Linked DNA regions of Mus musculus: region 2 is linked to region 1. A link is a loop called in an ENCODE intact Hi-C map of the cell type or tissue named here. Cell type or tissue: heart. All regions are shown on one strand.

Evidence for each region. A loop is a pair of places that touch in the nucleus more often than their neighbours do. Peaks named below come from ENCODE experiments on the same cell type or tissue, not always from the same donor. Only the 100,000 strongest peaks of a DNase experiment are listed, where the experiment ranks them.
Region 2: a loop joins it to region 1, with 5 times the contacts of the local background. A loop is called at or near these places in 39 of 42 quality-filtered maps.

What each region holds. Positions count from the first base shown.
Region 1 is chr16:10,276,253-10,284,252 of GRCm38, reverse strand. Emp2 (epithelial membrane protein 2) reads left to right here. Exons shown (of 5, transcript NM_007929.2): 5 at 1-2,504. Among named protein-coding and RNA genes, the nearest start is that of Emp2, 34 kb to the left of the region's middle. In heart, a CTCF peak has its summit at 3,789 (motif pointing left); a DNase peak (open chromatin) is centred at 3,772.
Region 2 is chr16:10,391,879-10,399,878 of GRCm38, reverse strand. It overlaps Tekt5 (tektin 5), which reads left to right and starts at 4,424. Exons shown (of 7, transcript NM_001291001.2): 1 at 4,424-5,026. The coding sequence starts at 4,460. In heart, CTCF peaks have their summits at 535 (motif pointing right) and 4,542 (motif pointing left); DNase peaks (open chromatin) are centred at 528 and 4,808; H3K4me3 peaks cover 778 bases; H3K27me3 peaks cover 1,733 bases.

The DNA.
Region 1 (8,000 bases):
AGAAGGAGAAGGAGAAGGAGAAGAAGAAGAAGAAGAAGAAGAAGAAGAAGAAGAAGAAGAAGAAGAAGAAGAAGAAAGAATAGAGACAGAGAAGGAGTTTCTGCATTCTTGGGATCACAAACCAGACCATGAAAGCTGGCATTCAGAATGCCTGCCTACCAAAAGTCTCAGCAAGGCCCAGCAAGCTCCACAGGATGCTTTTCAAGGGTGGCTCTGTGGTGTGGGTACGGCCAAAGGTGGGGAAAGCCAGTCTTTGGGAGCAGACTCTTTGTAGGAGTCTGCCCTTCCCTCTTCCCCTGCCCACTCCACTCTGACAGCCACAGGTGGAATGATGAGGGCCCAAATGTGGGACATCTATGCTCAGATATTAAACCTAAGCTCACGTAAGAAGTGGGCAAAGACTGGCCCTGGTTTGTCTGTAAGAGACCCAGAGTTTCCCAACCCCCCTGCCATGAGCTAGGTCATCACACTAATTTGTTGATGTTTGCTCCTGTTTGCCTTAAGGATAGTGACCCTTGCCTGACGCAGATGTCATGTTTAGGCATTAAGTGTCCATAGGTCATTCCGTAGGGCATCTAGTACACGTCGGTTCACAAATCTACTTCCAAGACCCTCAGAATCCTTCATTAAAGGGCTGGGCCTGGGTGTCTGAATTTCTGATGAGCTCCCTGCAATATGGTTAAATGCACTATAACTGGAGGTCAGAGCCTTAGAACCGGGGGGAGCAGAGCCACCTTGTAAATGTTATCAGGCTAATCACAATGAGATGGCCCCACTGCTAGCTACGTCTCAGCCTCCATCAGCTCTTGCTGCCTCTTCCACAGCTGCTTACATCTGGGACACTTGTGCCCCATTCCCAGGCCATACAAGCCTGGAAGGTGGGCTGGACAGCCTCCTCCCTGACCTACATGGGAAGGTCTCTCCTTTTCTTCCCGCCCTTTTTTCTAATGTGGATGCTTCCATTAATCCTCTGTTTCTGGAGCCTTGGAAGATCTGTCTTCCATTCATTCATCCACCCATCCATCATTCAACATGAATGGGTCATGTCACGTGTTGGGTGCAAGGGATACTCTTTCAAAACAATCCCTCACGAGACTCACAGTCTAGTGAAGAGCACACGCCAGAAACCAATTAGAGAAGCTACCAACCACGATGGAACATCAGGGATTCAAAACCTCGGGGTGAGAGGGAGCCTACTTTCTCTGTGTTCTTCTAAGAGCCCTGATGGCTCTCGATTGCTCTGAACAGAGGTCCACTTGGTCCAGTGCTATCATGGGTAGTGCCCACGAGGTTTCCCCAGAGAATACTACTGTAGAGCATTCTATACTCCCCACAGGGAGACAGGAAAGGATTCCCAGAGCCATGGCTCTTAAGATGGTCCTCGAAGGAAAATCCAGTCATTTCCAAGTGGGCCCTGAACCCTGAGGCTATGGGGAGGTCTTCAGAAGTCCTGGAAGAGTGACAACACCCGAGTCCCAGGAGCTCTGTGATGGCAACCTTCTCCCTTGAACACCCTTTTCCATTTTTGAGCATCGAGTTGGAGAGGTGATTCTGGGACAGGGTGTGTATATTTGTGTTGTTTAAACACATTCACATGTAAGCTGCCTGAGGGGAGGGGATGTTTGCCTCTAGCTCAGTCCCAGTGGAGCTGGGGGGATGATGAGTCTGAGTGGCTTTAGGGCCATCATTGACACCACCTCAGTACAAACGGACTCCCCTCCCTTCCTCCCTCTCTTCTATCCTCCTTTCCTTCCTTCCCTTAGCAGGGCTGCCAAGGTGATATGGGACAGCGACAGGGCAAACGATCACCTGTTGCCTTAATGAACTTTCCACAGCTCACTGCTGGCTAGGTCGTAGAGTTTCTCCTTGTCTTGTGAGGCCCAAGGAAGGAGGCCAATCTAAAGTGTCCTCCATACCTTCCCCTTGGGGGCTTTTCTGTAATACTTGTTTAAAAATTGTTCTGATGATCATGATGGAAACAGACAGACCACCTTAGAACCAGAGGCCTGAAAGCCTGACCTGACCAGCACAGATTCCCACTTCAGAACCCCAGGGCTATGGAAGTGCCCTTGTCCAACGCTATGGGAATAGTCCTGTGGGTTGTCTCTGCTTGCCACTGTGGCCAGCATTCCAGTGCCTACAGCCACCTGTGCCTACAGCCACCTGTGCCATGAGAAGTGCCTCTCCTGCTCTATGCCCTGCATTTGGGATGCTAAGAAGAGGTGAGGGTGTGAGCGAGAACAGATCCACCCTTCTCCTAGGTAGGATCAGCTCTCAATTGGTGCTTATCACTAGTTATCAAAGAACAGCAGAGACAGCTGCGTTATCCAAGAAGCAAGTATTAGGACCAAAACCTGTTACTGTATTTAAAGGAACTTTAGTTTGCGTATCTTACATTTTTATAAAGTACTGTAATTCAGGGGGTGGGGTATGCAACAGAGACAGACTAACCCATGTTTGTCATTTGCATTAAAATTATTTTGGGTCTCTGTTTAAAGAATTTGGATAATTGTATGGTGTTTGTTTGTGGTCCGGGATGCAGGGGAAGCAAGATTCTTCTTGCCCCTTCCTACCCTCTGCTAATGCCCGTGGGCCTGGTATACCTGAGAAATGGGCTGACATTCTAGAATGTTCCCTATAAACTAAAGCTGGATGTGGACCTACTATGCCCAAAGACAGACTCACTACACACAACCACTCCCTCCGCAGGAGCTTCATCAGTAAACCCACCCAGGTGGGGTTACTGGTGGCTGGCACTTTTTGGTGCCTACTTTGTGGGTTCTTTCTTTCACCCTTCTCTAGCCCTTTTCCTCCACCCCTTCAGCCCCTTAAGGAGAGGAAAGGGTGATGGTATCACTAGACTACTTCCTGATGATTAAGAGCATCAAATTCTTTTCAGGGAGCTTAATCTTCCCTGTAAGAATATTTTCTTTTTCTTCTTTGCTTACCAGTGACCAACAGCAACCAACAACCCTCACTGCCTCTCAGGGCCATAGCATTTATATACCCTCTGAAAAGTTCAGAATTCCAAATACTACACAATCACAGAAACAAGCTGCAGCTGACAAAATCATGTCCCTACCAGAGCATGAGGCAAATCATAGTCAGCTGCTGTGGACAATTTGAAGCAGCCCCATATCCCAGACCTGGGATTAAAGGAGAAACATAATATTTCTGTTTTTCAAAGACACCAAAAAATTCCAAAATTGTCATTTATCACATAGCAAGGCAGAGTTTTGTTTCCCAAAAGCAGATATGGCAGGAAAGTGCTATGGAAGCTGAGAAATGAATGTTGACTCTTGTTTGGAGACAGGTATGGGTTTGGGAGTAGCGGGATTTAAGGTGTGTGGGGGGGAGTGGGTGGTACGTAATGAGGGGCAGGTTCGGGAGCAGGGATTAGATACCCAGTCGGGCATTAGATACTCAGCGGTCTGAGGGGGTGGTTGAGCACACCCTTGATGACATGAGGGGTGGTTATAATCAGTTCTTGTCCCATGGTGATCTTATCTGCGTCCTTGACCAGCAAAGCAGCAGCTGCCGCAATATGCAGGGAAGCTGGCCATCCTGATGCAACAGATTCCAATTTCTTAGACAGATAGGCCACCACTGGCCTCTTCCAAGAGTCAGTACTCTTTTGGCTATGCCTTTGTTTTCACCCACATACAAGTGGGAAAGCTTATTGATGTCTGGCAGGGCAAGTGCTGGGACCTCATCTAGTGCTTCCTTGAGCCCATGAAAAGCTTTGCCCATCTCCAAAGTCCAGTTTAAGGTACTCTCCTGCCCCCTGGTGGCATCATAGAGAGGCTCTGCAATCTCCGTGAATCCTGGTACTCAGTCTGCAGTCCTGATGAAACCAGGAACTCGAATTTGATGCCAGGTCTTGAGAACGGAAATGTTGAGAATCGTTTCTTTAGCCTGGGAGAGCAGACGTTGCCCCCTCCCTTGAGTATGTTCTGGAGGTATGTTACCTCATTTTGGCAGAGATGTGCTTTTTTTTTTTTTTTTTTTTTTTCAAACACCAAATATCCCATCCGGTTTAGCTCTCTGACTGAGCAAAGGACACCAGTTGCCAAACGGTAAGTCTCTTTGTCTGGGGCAGCTACAATATACTGCATTGATATACTGCAAGAGAGTTATTTGGGGGTGGGCTTGCTTGTACTCACCCAGGTCTTCAGGCAATGCTTCATCAAAGATGGTAGGCGAGTCCTTGAATCCTTGTGGCAGCCTGGTCCACGTTAGCTGCCCATTGAATCTGATCTCTGGGTCGCTCCATTCTAAAGTGAACAAAGGCTGACTAGCCGGGGCTAGTGGCAAACTAAAGAAGGCACCCTTAAGATTCAATATGGCATAGACATCTCCCTTGGGAGGCAAACTGTTCAGTAGGGTGTAAGGGCACCATGGGATAAATATCTTCTACCCTGTTATTGACTTCCCTTAAGTCTTGCATGAGCTGGTAGCCATTGGAGTGAGGTTTTCTTACTGAAAAAAGGGGTGTGTTCCAGGCAGATTGGCAAGGACCCAGTACCCCCTGCTCCCAGAGTCAAATTATGTGTTGCACTATTCCCAGTCTTGCCTCCCTAGACTTGAGGTATTGGCACCCTAGCTGGGCTGGCATTGACCGTTAGCTGCACCAGGATTGAGGCACAATGCCTAGCCAGCTCCATGGGATTTTTTTCTCAGCCCATACCCCTGGGATTTCTTCCCATAACCTCTCTAGATATGGGTCCTTATTAATGTCTGGAGGAGATATGACATAGTTTATATTCTTCTAATGCCACAATCAGTACATGTATTTTTATTCAGGAACTGTACTCCCTCAGGGCTGAAATGGATCTGCACCCCCATTTTGGTTAGGAGGTCTTGGCCTAAGAGCAGATATGGGCAGCCTGGGATCACCATAGAAGAGTGAGTTACACGTCCCATTCCTAGATCTACTTTCCTTCAGGTAGTCCATGAATATTGATCAGTCCTAGTAACCCCTTGGGTCCATGATTTTTTTTTAATTGGATAGGGATCTCATGGGTTGTTTCAGGATTGAATGTGCCCTGATAACTACCAGGAAATCTATTGGCTTCCCTCTACCTTTAGGTTTACCCAGGGGTGAGCCCCGACACCCTCAGTCAGTCAGTTCTTTTATCTCCATCTTGGAGCATTCTTTCTTCCAGTGGCCTGTTTCTCTACAGTATGCACATTGATTCTTTTGGAGACAGGGCCTCCACTCCAAATGAGAGAATGAGATTGTCCACCCTTTCTGGGAAGGGTCTGCTTCCCCCCTCCTTTTTCATATGCTATATTCTTCAACTCATGGGCATCAGACCTCTCTCTTCCAGTACCTGCTAGAGGCACCTCGGCGGGTTCCCTAGTCTACCTATCCTCTAGCGCCTCCCTGTTGTTAAAGACATTTTTTGGCTCTAGCCATGCGCTTACCTTCAAATCCTCCCAGTTGCTGGAGTTTTCAGTGGGGGTTCCCTAGTCTACCTATCCTCTAGCGCCTCCCTGTTGTTAAAGACATTTTTTGGCTCTAGCCATGCGCTTACCTTCAAATCCTCCCAGTTGCTGGAGTTTTCAGTGGATGTGTGGTGCTGCCTGGTTGACAAATGCCAGGATCACAGGTCACAGCAGACTGATTTTCCCTTGCTCCTGGATCCAGAGACGTATTGATGTGCTAGGCTCCCATCAACCTCTCGAGAAATGCCCCTGGATAGTGATCAGCTCCTTACCTTGTATAACTTGTCCTATCTTAGACAAATTATTGGGCTTCTTAGCGTCCTCACGGAGACCCCTCACAAGAATCTGGCGATAGACTTTTAGCCTCTCGTCACCTAAAGGGTTGTTGGGATCCCAGTCAAGATGGATCAAGGGAAAACCATGTCAGTGCTGGTCTGTACAGTGGTGGGCTGACTTTGCACCCAGAACCAGTTTCTGGGATGCCACTGTCACCCATTCTCATTCCTCAGTCATGAAGAATACCTGCCATAGCTGTTGGCAGTCATCCTCAGTGGACTCACGAGTAACCATTAGAGTCTAATGTGTCTATGAGCATGGAGGGTTTCTCTGAAAACTTGGGACTCTGCATCTTCCAGCTGTATAGATCACTAGTGGAAAAGGAGATGCGTATCCTGTACTGTACTTGCTGGTTGTGTGTGTCAACTTGACACAGCTGGAGTTATCACAGAGAAAGGAGCCTCCTTTGAGGAAATGCCTCCATGAGATCCAGCTGTAAGGCATTTTCTCAATTAGTGATCAAGGGGGAAGGGCCCATTGTGGGTGGTGCCATCCTTGGGCTGGTAATCTTGGGTTCTATAAGAGAGCAAGCTGAGCAAGCCAGGGGAAGCAAGCCAGTAAAAAACATTCCTCCGTGGCCTCTGCATCAGCTCCTGCTTCCTGACCTGCTTGAGTTCCAGTCCTGACTTCCTTTGGTGATGAACAGCAATTTGGAAGTGTAAGCTGAATAAACCCTTTCCTCCTCAACTTGCTTCTTGCTTGTGCAGGAATAAAAACCCTGACTAAGACATGTACTGTCTGCCTTGCCTATAGGGGTGGGGGGTGGGGCAGTCACCGGCAAGGGCAGTGCAATTGTGGTGGAACCTGCCTGCCTTGCTATGCAGGCTCATGAGTGAGGAGGGCTAACTAAATTCCCTCTTGCTTCCTCAGGGCCTGAATTAGCATCTGCCATTTGCAAGGGAGGAGCCTGCACCAGGACAGAGTGATAAGGCATAGGAAGAAGTCTTCTTCTTTTTTTTTTTTAAAGATTTATTTATTTTATGTATGTGAGTATACCGTTACTCTCTTCAGACACACCAGAAGAGGGCATCGGATCTCATTAACGGATGGTTGTGAGCTACCATGTGGTTGCTGGGAACTGAACTCAGGACCTCTGGAAGAGCAGTCTCTGGAAGTGCTTTTAACCACTGAGCCATCTCTCCAGCAGGAAGTTGTCTTCTTCTGTAGCTAAGGGTAACCAGCTTACGTTTCTTTAATGGCTCCTTGACCTGTGAGATCACTGGGGTAGGTGGTAGGAAAGGCCTTAGCCAGACAGGGGTCTCCCTACCAGATGTTACCAGACAGTGGATCCTGGTCAGGGTGCCCAGGATTTACACATATGATACTTTTAAGGTGGTAAGATGGAACGAGCCTCCCTTTGGCCATCTCACATTGAAAGCTGGCCATTCTTTCCCACAAAAAGCAATCAATCTCCCAGACCATAGAGTTAGGCACAAAGTCCCTGGCAGGTGTTTGAAGTCCCGAAGTGTGACTGGATAAGGTTCACTGGGCAGAGCTAGCAGTCTGACTCATAGTAGTTCTCAAGAAAATAGAAAAAGAACAAATGGGCTGGTGAGATGACTCAGTGGGTAAGAGCACCCGACTGCTCTTCCGAAGGTCCAGAGTTCAAATCCCAGCAACCACATGGTGGCTCACAACCATCTGTAAGGAGATCTGACGCCCTCTTCTGGAGTGTCTGAAGACAGCTACAGTGTACTTACATGTAATAAATAAATAAATCTTAAAAAAAAAAAAAGAACAAATAAAACACAAACACAGAAACAACCCTACAGGGGTCCAGGAGATAAACCAAAAGGAAGCTGATGGCAGCCTGTCCCATTTGGGCTCTGCCAATCAGGAGGGTCCCGCCAGTCTCTCCACCAAAGCCTGTGTCAGACTGATGTTCCAACTGAAAGGAGCTCAGAAGCAGCAGCCTATCCTCAGAGAAAACTCCACAGACTGGAAAGAACAGGCTAACTTTCTACCAAGACCTGGGTCCGAATGGAGCTGTCTCCAGCTGAAGGGGCCTGGAGAGCATCCTCTGAGATAAAAAGTATTTCAGGGAAAGGCCAAGAAAATACCAAGGCAACCAGGTAACTCCTGTACATAACACCAAGATAGGGGCACAAAGAATGGCAAAGCTCTTCTTGGCTGGTCCAAAAACGTTGAATAAGAGAGAGTAAATGAAGGTATGTGTGTAAGGCGGAGTCCTAGTCCATAACTCTTGGTGTCATGAG
Region 2 (8,000 bases), 120 kb before region 1:
GTCTGGTTAAGGCTTGCTCATCGTAGGGCTGGAAAGATGACTCAATAGCCAAGAGCTCTGATTGTTCCTACAGAGAATCCAGGTTCAATTCCCAGCACCTATGTGGCAGCTCACAACCATCTGTGACCCCAGTTTCAAGGGGTCACACACCCCAACACCCTCTTCTGGCTTCCAAGGGTACCAGAAATGCATGTGATACACAGATAGACAGACAGACACATAAAATAAAAACATATAGATCTTAAAAAAAAAAAAGAAGAAAGAAGAGAAAGATGAGAAGGATTCAGGGTGCAACAATGTTGTTAGGAAAAAAAAAAGCAATGTGAAGGAAGGAAAGCGTGCTGCTGGTTAGGCTGTCCAGCAGGAAAAGGCCCTTGCTCTCAAGCTAGAGAACGAGAATTCAAACACAGCACCAGAGTGGGAGAAGAGAACCCACTCCAGCAGGTTGGTCTTTGACCTCCATGTGTGCACTGTGACACCTGCAGACCCTGTCAGCATCCACAAACACATGCATATGGGTCAATCCTAGAATCAGCCAGCAGGTGGCGCTGCACCCCGGTCTATCATCAAAGTAATCAGGCAATGGAATCAAAAGGAGCTTAGTGGGTAGAGAATTTCCTATTCCTTCCTTTTGGATTTTGAAAACAACAACAAACTGTGTTCTCGGTGTGTGAATGTTTCCACCCTCTAGCACACAGCAGACAGCCGTGGCAACCTCGCCTATGTCCTTGTCAGCTGTGGGTGGCTGCCAACCTTCCCTTTCTGCTTTGACTTCATATTACCTACTAGGTGCTTCTAGGAAAGGTTCACCAAGACTGAGCTTCAACCATTGCTCCGTCATTCCCCACTCTGCCCAGGTCCTTGGAAATACCTCCACATCAATATTAACTAACCGTTGCAGCCCAGGGCGACAGACAGTTCCACCCTCTGGATGGGTCATCAGCCACACCTCTGGGATCTGCCCCAGCTGCTCTGCCAGGGCCACCATGTGTCTCTGCTGTCTCTGTGCCCCTAATGTCCTCTGAGGCCTGCTGTCGCTCAATGCCCAAGTAAGTGTACAGAGTCTTTGCAGGGCATCTGTTTCGAGATACCTCTCATGAGTGACATCACACTGAGGAGATACCGTGGTGTAAGTCTGCAGACCAGAGCCTACTGCTTTTCTTACCCCACCCCATGGAAAGGACATATTGGAATATGTAACACAGCAGTCCACCCCATGTGGCTAATAAATGCCATTTCTCTACATTCTGGCTGCTCATCTGCACTCCTTATAGGGAACTGAGAAGAAAATCACCATTAAGCCTCAAACGTTGAATGTCCCTGAAAGCCTATGATGAAGGCTTGGTCCCAAGGGTGACACTGCTAAAGATGGTAGAGCCTAAGGAAAGGTATTTAGTGATGGGGGAGGGGCTGTAGTTGAAGAAGAAGGTTACAGCTCCTGCCTCCTCTTTCCTCTCTTTGATTCTCTGCTCATGGTATAGTACTATTCCTCTACCGCATTCTGGCCATGATGTGTGGCCTTCTCAGGGCACAGTTTGTCAGGAACCCAAAGCAGGGGCTACTTAATTACAGACTGTAAGTGACAGAATTATGAGCCAAAATGAACCTTTTGCTGATCCATTAACAGCCTCAGGTATTTTGGAAACGAACTGATACACCTGTGAACCAGAGCCACAGAAAGCCAGGTTTCTCTTTCCCATTCCCAGAGAGGGTAAGGACCGACACAGCAGTACTCTTCCCAGTCAGCACTGTGTTGTTGTTACTCTCAGTGATTAAGGGTGGAGGGAGTTTCTCAGTGCAACAAAATTGTCATAGAATAGGATGAAACACATCCCAGAGAGGTAAGGCTCTCATTCTAGATGTTTGATATTGTACACGGTGCTGGAGGTTTAATTATAAAGAAAAACAAGTGTGGTGTCAGCTTCCTGGAGCTCAAAGTCTTCCCTCTATATTTTAAAATTCAAGCACAATGAAGTATAATTTATGAACAATTTACTTAAAAATTTAAAATTACACACACATTGTGATTGTTTGTATATGCTTGGCCCAGGGAGTGGCACTATTAGAAGGTGTGGCCCTGTTGGAGTAGGTGTGTCACTGTGGGTGTGGGCTTTAAAGACCCTCATCCTAGCTGCCTAGAAGCGAGTACTCTGCTAGCAGCCTTCAGATGAAGATGGAGAACTCTCAGCTCTGCCTGAACCTTGCCTGCCTGGATGCTGCCATGTTTCCACCTTGATGATAATGGACTGAACCTCTGAACCTGTAAGAGAGCCCCAATTAAATGTTTTCCTTATAAGAGTTGTCTTGGTCATGGTGTCTGTTCACAGCAGTAAAACCCTAACTAAAGCATATATGCATATATATATATATAATTTGTGTGTGTGTGTGTGTGTGTGTTGTGTGTGTGTAGGGGGTGCATACATGTGCCACAAAACTTGTGCAGACATCAGAGAACAGCTGGCAGAAGTTATTTCCCTCTTTCTGTCACATGGGTCCTGGGAACTGAACTTGGGTCATCGAGTTTAGTGGCAAGTGTCTATCCATTGAGCCATCTCATTGGCCCTGATTCATTCAGTTTTACTAAAGTGTTCTATGGGGGTTGACAAATATGAATAGCTGGTCAATCTCCTCTACAATCAAAGATACAGAGTATCATAGTTTGGGTTTCCATTGCGGTGAAGAGACACCACGACCAAGGCAACTCCTGGGACAACATTTAATGGGGGCTGGCTTAGAGCTTCAGAGGTCCAGTTCATTGTCGTCATGGTAGGAAACATGTCAGTGTGCAGGCCGACCTCGTGCTGGAAAAGGAGAATCTTGATCTGAAGGCGACCAGGAGAGACTGTCTCCTCCTCACGGGGCAGAGCTTGATCTGAAGGCAACCAGGAGAGACTGTCTCCTTCTCTGGGCAGAGCTTGAGCACTAGGAGCCCTCAAAACCCACTCCCACACTGACACACTTCCTCCACCAAGGCCACACCTATCCTAACAAAGACACATCTGCTAATAGTGTCACTCCCTGTGGGCCACACCTGAGTCTCTGGGGACCAAGCCTACTCAAGCCAGCACACAGAGCACTTCAGTTACCCATTCCATTTCCAGCTTCTCCCCTCCTCCCATTTGTTGTTCCAGGAAGACTGATGAGGAGGCCAGTTTTGCATTCTCAAAACTGCAGGTTGTAAAACTTTCTTGTCTTTGTGGCCCCATTTTACCTGCCTAGAGTGTTGTGGTTCTCCATTGCAACCACTCCACATTTAGGCTTCGTGATCTAACTGCTCATGCTCGATCCAGTCCGACCACACTCTTCCTGCTGGCGTGAACACTACTGCTGAGCACAACTCTGTGCAATGTATGGGCCATTTTAAAATATTTGATGTTTTGACTCAGTCACATGTAGCCTATGATATCCCCAAACTCATGAGCCTTGGGATATAGTTGATAGAATGCTTGCCTAGCATTGCGGAAGCCCTGGGCTTCAAACTTCAGCACAAACAGTGCAGCCAGCGGCAGAGGCCTGTAATCTCATCATTTAGGAGAGTCGAGAAGGAGAATCAGAAGTTCAAGGCTCTTCTCAGCCACATATCAAGTCTGAGGTCAGCTTGGGTACCTGGAGCCGTGTCTCAAAGCAAAACAAAACAAAAACACAGATAGCTGAGGATGGTCTTCTAGTCCCCACCTTCCTGACTCCATCCTGACTCCTGCAGGCATGATCGAACCTTCTGGATATTATCTTGGGAATAAAGAAACAAAGACAGCTAATGTTGGCCCAGCTGATCCCACAGGGTGAGAGGTGTGGACCATATTAGATTTGCTTCGATACCCAGACTGATCAAGCTCTGGAAAGGCAGATTTTGTTGTTCCAGAATGACAGACATCTGCCGTTTCTTTCGACCCCAAACCAGTGGGATTGAAAAATTCCACTCAAAAAAAAAAAAAAAAAAAAGCCACTGGGAGTGGTGGTGCAAGCCTTCAATCCCAGTACTCAGAAGGTGGAGCCAGAGGATTTCTGAGAATTTGAGGCCAGCCTGATCTACAAAGCAAGCTCCATCCAGGACTATGCAGAGAAACCCTGTCTCCAAAAGAAGCCTTCTTTTCTTTTGATTTTGTGTATTTGTGTTTATCTGTGTGCATGGGCTCCTGTGGAGGAATTAGATCTCCTTGAGCCAGAATTACAGGCGGTTGTGATGTGGTTGCTAGGAACTTAGCTCCTTCGGTTGGGCACTATATGCTCCTAGCCACCAAAACCATCTCTTCAGGCCCTAAACACACTTCTCTTTGTTGACTGCATTTTATTTAGATCATAGGGGCTTCAACCACCTGGAGAACCAGGACCTGGCACAAAGACCCTAACCCATGCTTTATGACACCAGCACTAAGTCACAGAGGCCCCGCGGCTCCTAGCTCTTGGGATGCCCTGGCCCCTTGGGTAAAGTTTTCCCCGGTGGGGCTGATGGGGAAAGATGGAATTTCTTGGAACCACTCAGACAGCGAGTTTCTGTGGCCCCAAGAAAGGCTGTGGCTTGCAGGCGCTGCCCCCTGCTGGGCAGGAACCTGTGGTACAGGAGTGCTACCAACCCTTTCACCTGCCCGGATACCGCTACCTGAACGCGTGGAGACCCAGCGTCTTCCACAAGATCGCCACCTCCCAGACAATCCCCGAGGAATGCTCAGGCATCCGGCGGCCGCCCACCATCCTGCCCTCGCTCCGCTCCGCGCTCTTCTGTCGCTACACCCCAAGGGACTGGGACCGCTCCAATGATCTGCAGATCAGGAATGCAGAGGCCTCGCGGCTCTGGGCCAGCCGGCTGACAGGCGACTCGCTGCGGATCATGCAGGATAAGGACCAGCTGATACACCAGATGCAGGAGGGAACCTCCCGGAACTTGGGCCAGAGGCTATCCGACCTCGGTTTCTGGAAGTCCGAGTTGTGCTATGAGCTGGACAGGCTTCTGACGGAGAACAGCAGCATGGACACCCTCAAGAGGCGCTTGGAGTGCGCTGCTGAGGAGGTGAACTGTCCCTTGCAGGTGAGTGGGGGAAGGGAGACACCACTGCACCTGCTGTTACTGAGTCAAGGTGGCAGGCATCTTGCAGATGGGTTGAATTGCGTTGTCGTTCACGGTCAGATTTTTAAGGTGAAAAAGAGTGGAGAAATAGCTCAGGGCTAAGAGCAGTTGTTCTTGCAGAGGACCTGGGTTCGGGTTCCTAGCACCCACATGGCAGCAGCTGACACTAATTTCACTCTAATTTCACGGGTTCGGAAACAATCTTCTAGCCTCCTAGGGCACTGCATGCTTGTATATATATATATATATATATATATATATATATATATATATATATATATGCTTATATAGACATGGAAGCAAGCAAAATACTCATACACACATAACAAAAATAAATAAATTAAATAATAATTACAATCTCAGTCAACTCAGAATAGCCTCAATCAGATGCGAGTTTTCAGATTGGATCAATTTCCTCCTTAGGTGTGCTGGTCAGGGTTCTCTAAAACAAATACAGACCACAGGGGGATTTACTGGATTGGTCTACACAATTCATACTGAGTAGTGACACATGGCCGTCTGAAGGGGCTGAGAACCCTGTAGCTGCTCAGTGCAATTGTCTGGGTGCCTCAGCGTCCCAGTGTGGTGGTGGAGGCCCAGGGGGGCGGGTCCTAAAGAGTTGCAGGCCTTCAGTCCATGTTGGCAGGCTGATTTCTGAAGGGGAGGAGCAGCTGCAATAGGGTAGGTGGTCTCACTGGAAAGGAATGAAGGCAGGCAGGCAAAAGCTGCACTGGTTTTCTCAAAAACCCTTTTCATGTGTAGCTGCTGCCCACTGTGGGTGTGGGGGAAGGTTCCCCTTCTTAGGGAGTTTTCCCATACACCTTCCCAGAGCCTCTCAGTTGACCTCAGAGCCAATCAAGTTGACAGCTAATAACAGTCATCACATAAGGGTTCCATCAAGATACTGTGTACCTGCTTATGCAAGTGTGTACACACATGCTGTGGTCATTAGGACATTGGAGATAACATCTTCTAACAGATACCACAATTGACTTTGTGGGTCTATTTGTGTACAACACATGGAGACGAGAGGTGGACTTCATGTGTCTTCTTCAATTACTCTCCAGCTTATTCTCTGAGGCAGAGTCTCTCACTAAACTAGTAGCTCACTTACTGTCCTCTGGGTATCCTTATCTTTGTCTTCCCAGAACTGAGATTATAGTATGTGCTTCTGGGCCTGGCTGATTGGAACTCAGCTCCTCTGGCTTGCATAGCAACCTCGTGACTACGCTGTCTCCCCAGTCTCTATGGTTGAGTCTTCTATGTACACTGGGATTAGGCTCCACTGGGACAAAGAACCTGTCTTCTAACTGACATGTTCAAGAGTGGTCCCTGCCTGCTGTTTGCCCTGATGTCTGTTTGCATCCTTATTGACCTATGTACTGATTGCTGTCTAGCCAATGCTTTTGGACACACACCCAGTCTAAAGTGGAGTGTGGTACCCAGCACTCAAATATGTATGTGCACTTGCACATACACATTGTGGTGGTTTGAATGTGCTTGGCCCAGGGAGTGGCACTATTAGGAGGTGTGGCCTTGTTGGAGAAAGCGTGTCACTGTGGAGGTGGGCTTTGAGACGCTCCTCCTAGCTACCTGGAAGACAGTCTGCTCCTGGCTTTTTTTTTTTTTTTTTAATGAAGATGTAGAACTCTTAGTACCATGTCTGCCTGGATGCTGCCATACTGTTAATGGACTGACCTCTGAAACTGTAAGCCAGCCCCAATTAAATGTTTTCCTTTATAAAAGTAGCCGTAGTCATGTCTCTTCATAGCAATGGAAACTCTAAGACACACGCCTATGTAAGGTCCTTGGTTGTCTTAGTTAGTCAATGTTCTGTTGCTGTGGAGAGACATTGTGATGAAGGGACTCTTACTTGGGGCTTGCTTACAGTTAGAGTGTGAGTCCATGATCGTCATGGGGGAAGCAGACAGGTCTAGCACTGCAGCAGGAGCTTTTTACATCCGGATCTGCAGGCAGCAGAGAGGGAGTCAGCCGGTGTAGGTTTTTGAAACCTCAAAGCCCACCTCCACCCCGCAGTGACATACTTCCTCCAACACGGACACACTTCCTCACCCTAAACCGCCACAGCAGTCCTCTTGTACCTCCTCCTCCATGCCTCGTCCACCTCCGTCAGGCTCCCTTCTCTCCCTGATGGCCCTCCCCATTCGGCTTTGCTATCAAACATAGCATTACCCCCATCCCTAAGATTTCCTCTTGACCTCTCATGGCCCCCTTTTACATCTTAGCTCGTCTCAGCACATAGAAATACAGATCACACACACGCACGCATGCACACATGCACGCATGCATGCGCGCACACACACAGCTGCAGATCTACCATAGAACAGAGAACATCTGTTTGTCTCTGAGTCTCACTTATCTCACTTAGCATGATCTCCAGTTCCATTTACCTTCCTACAAGTGTCAGAATTGCGCTTTTCTTTAGGCTGAATAAATCCCACCATGGGATATTCCACATTTTCTTTATCTAGATTGGTTCCATTTCTTAGCTGCTGTGAATAGTACAGCTATAAACACAGAGCTGCAGGTATTTCTATGGAATGATAACTTAGTTCTTCAAGTACATACTAAGTGTGATAGCGGGCCACATGTTAGGTCCATGTTCAGGTTTTATTTTTTTGGTGTGTGTGTGTGTGTGTGTGTGTGTGTGTGCATGTAAGTGCATATGTGTGTGTATGCACACGCATGCATGTATATATGTGTATGTGTGTGTATATATGTGCATGCATGCATGTGTATATATGTGCGTGTATATACATGTGCACATGTGTGCATGTGTGCGTGTGTACCTCCATCCAGCTTTCCTTAGTAGCTACAGGAATCAGTGGACACTTTTGAATAAGTAAACACCCATCTTCATGTGGACGTTCCCGACACTTCCTTGGCCTCCCAGGTCCCTAGTTTTTCATGTTTA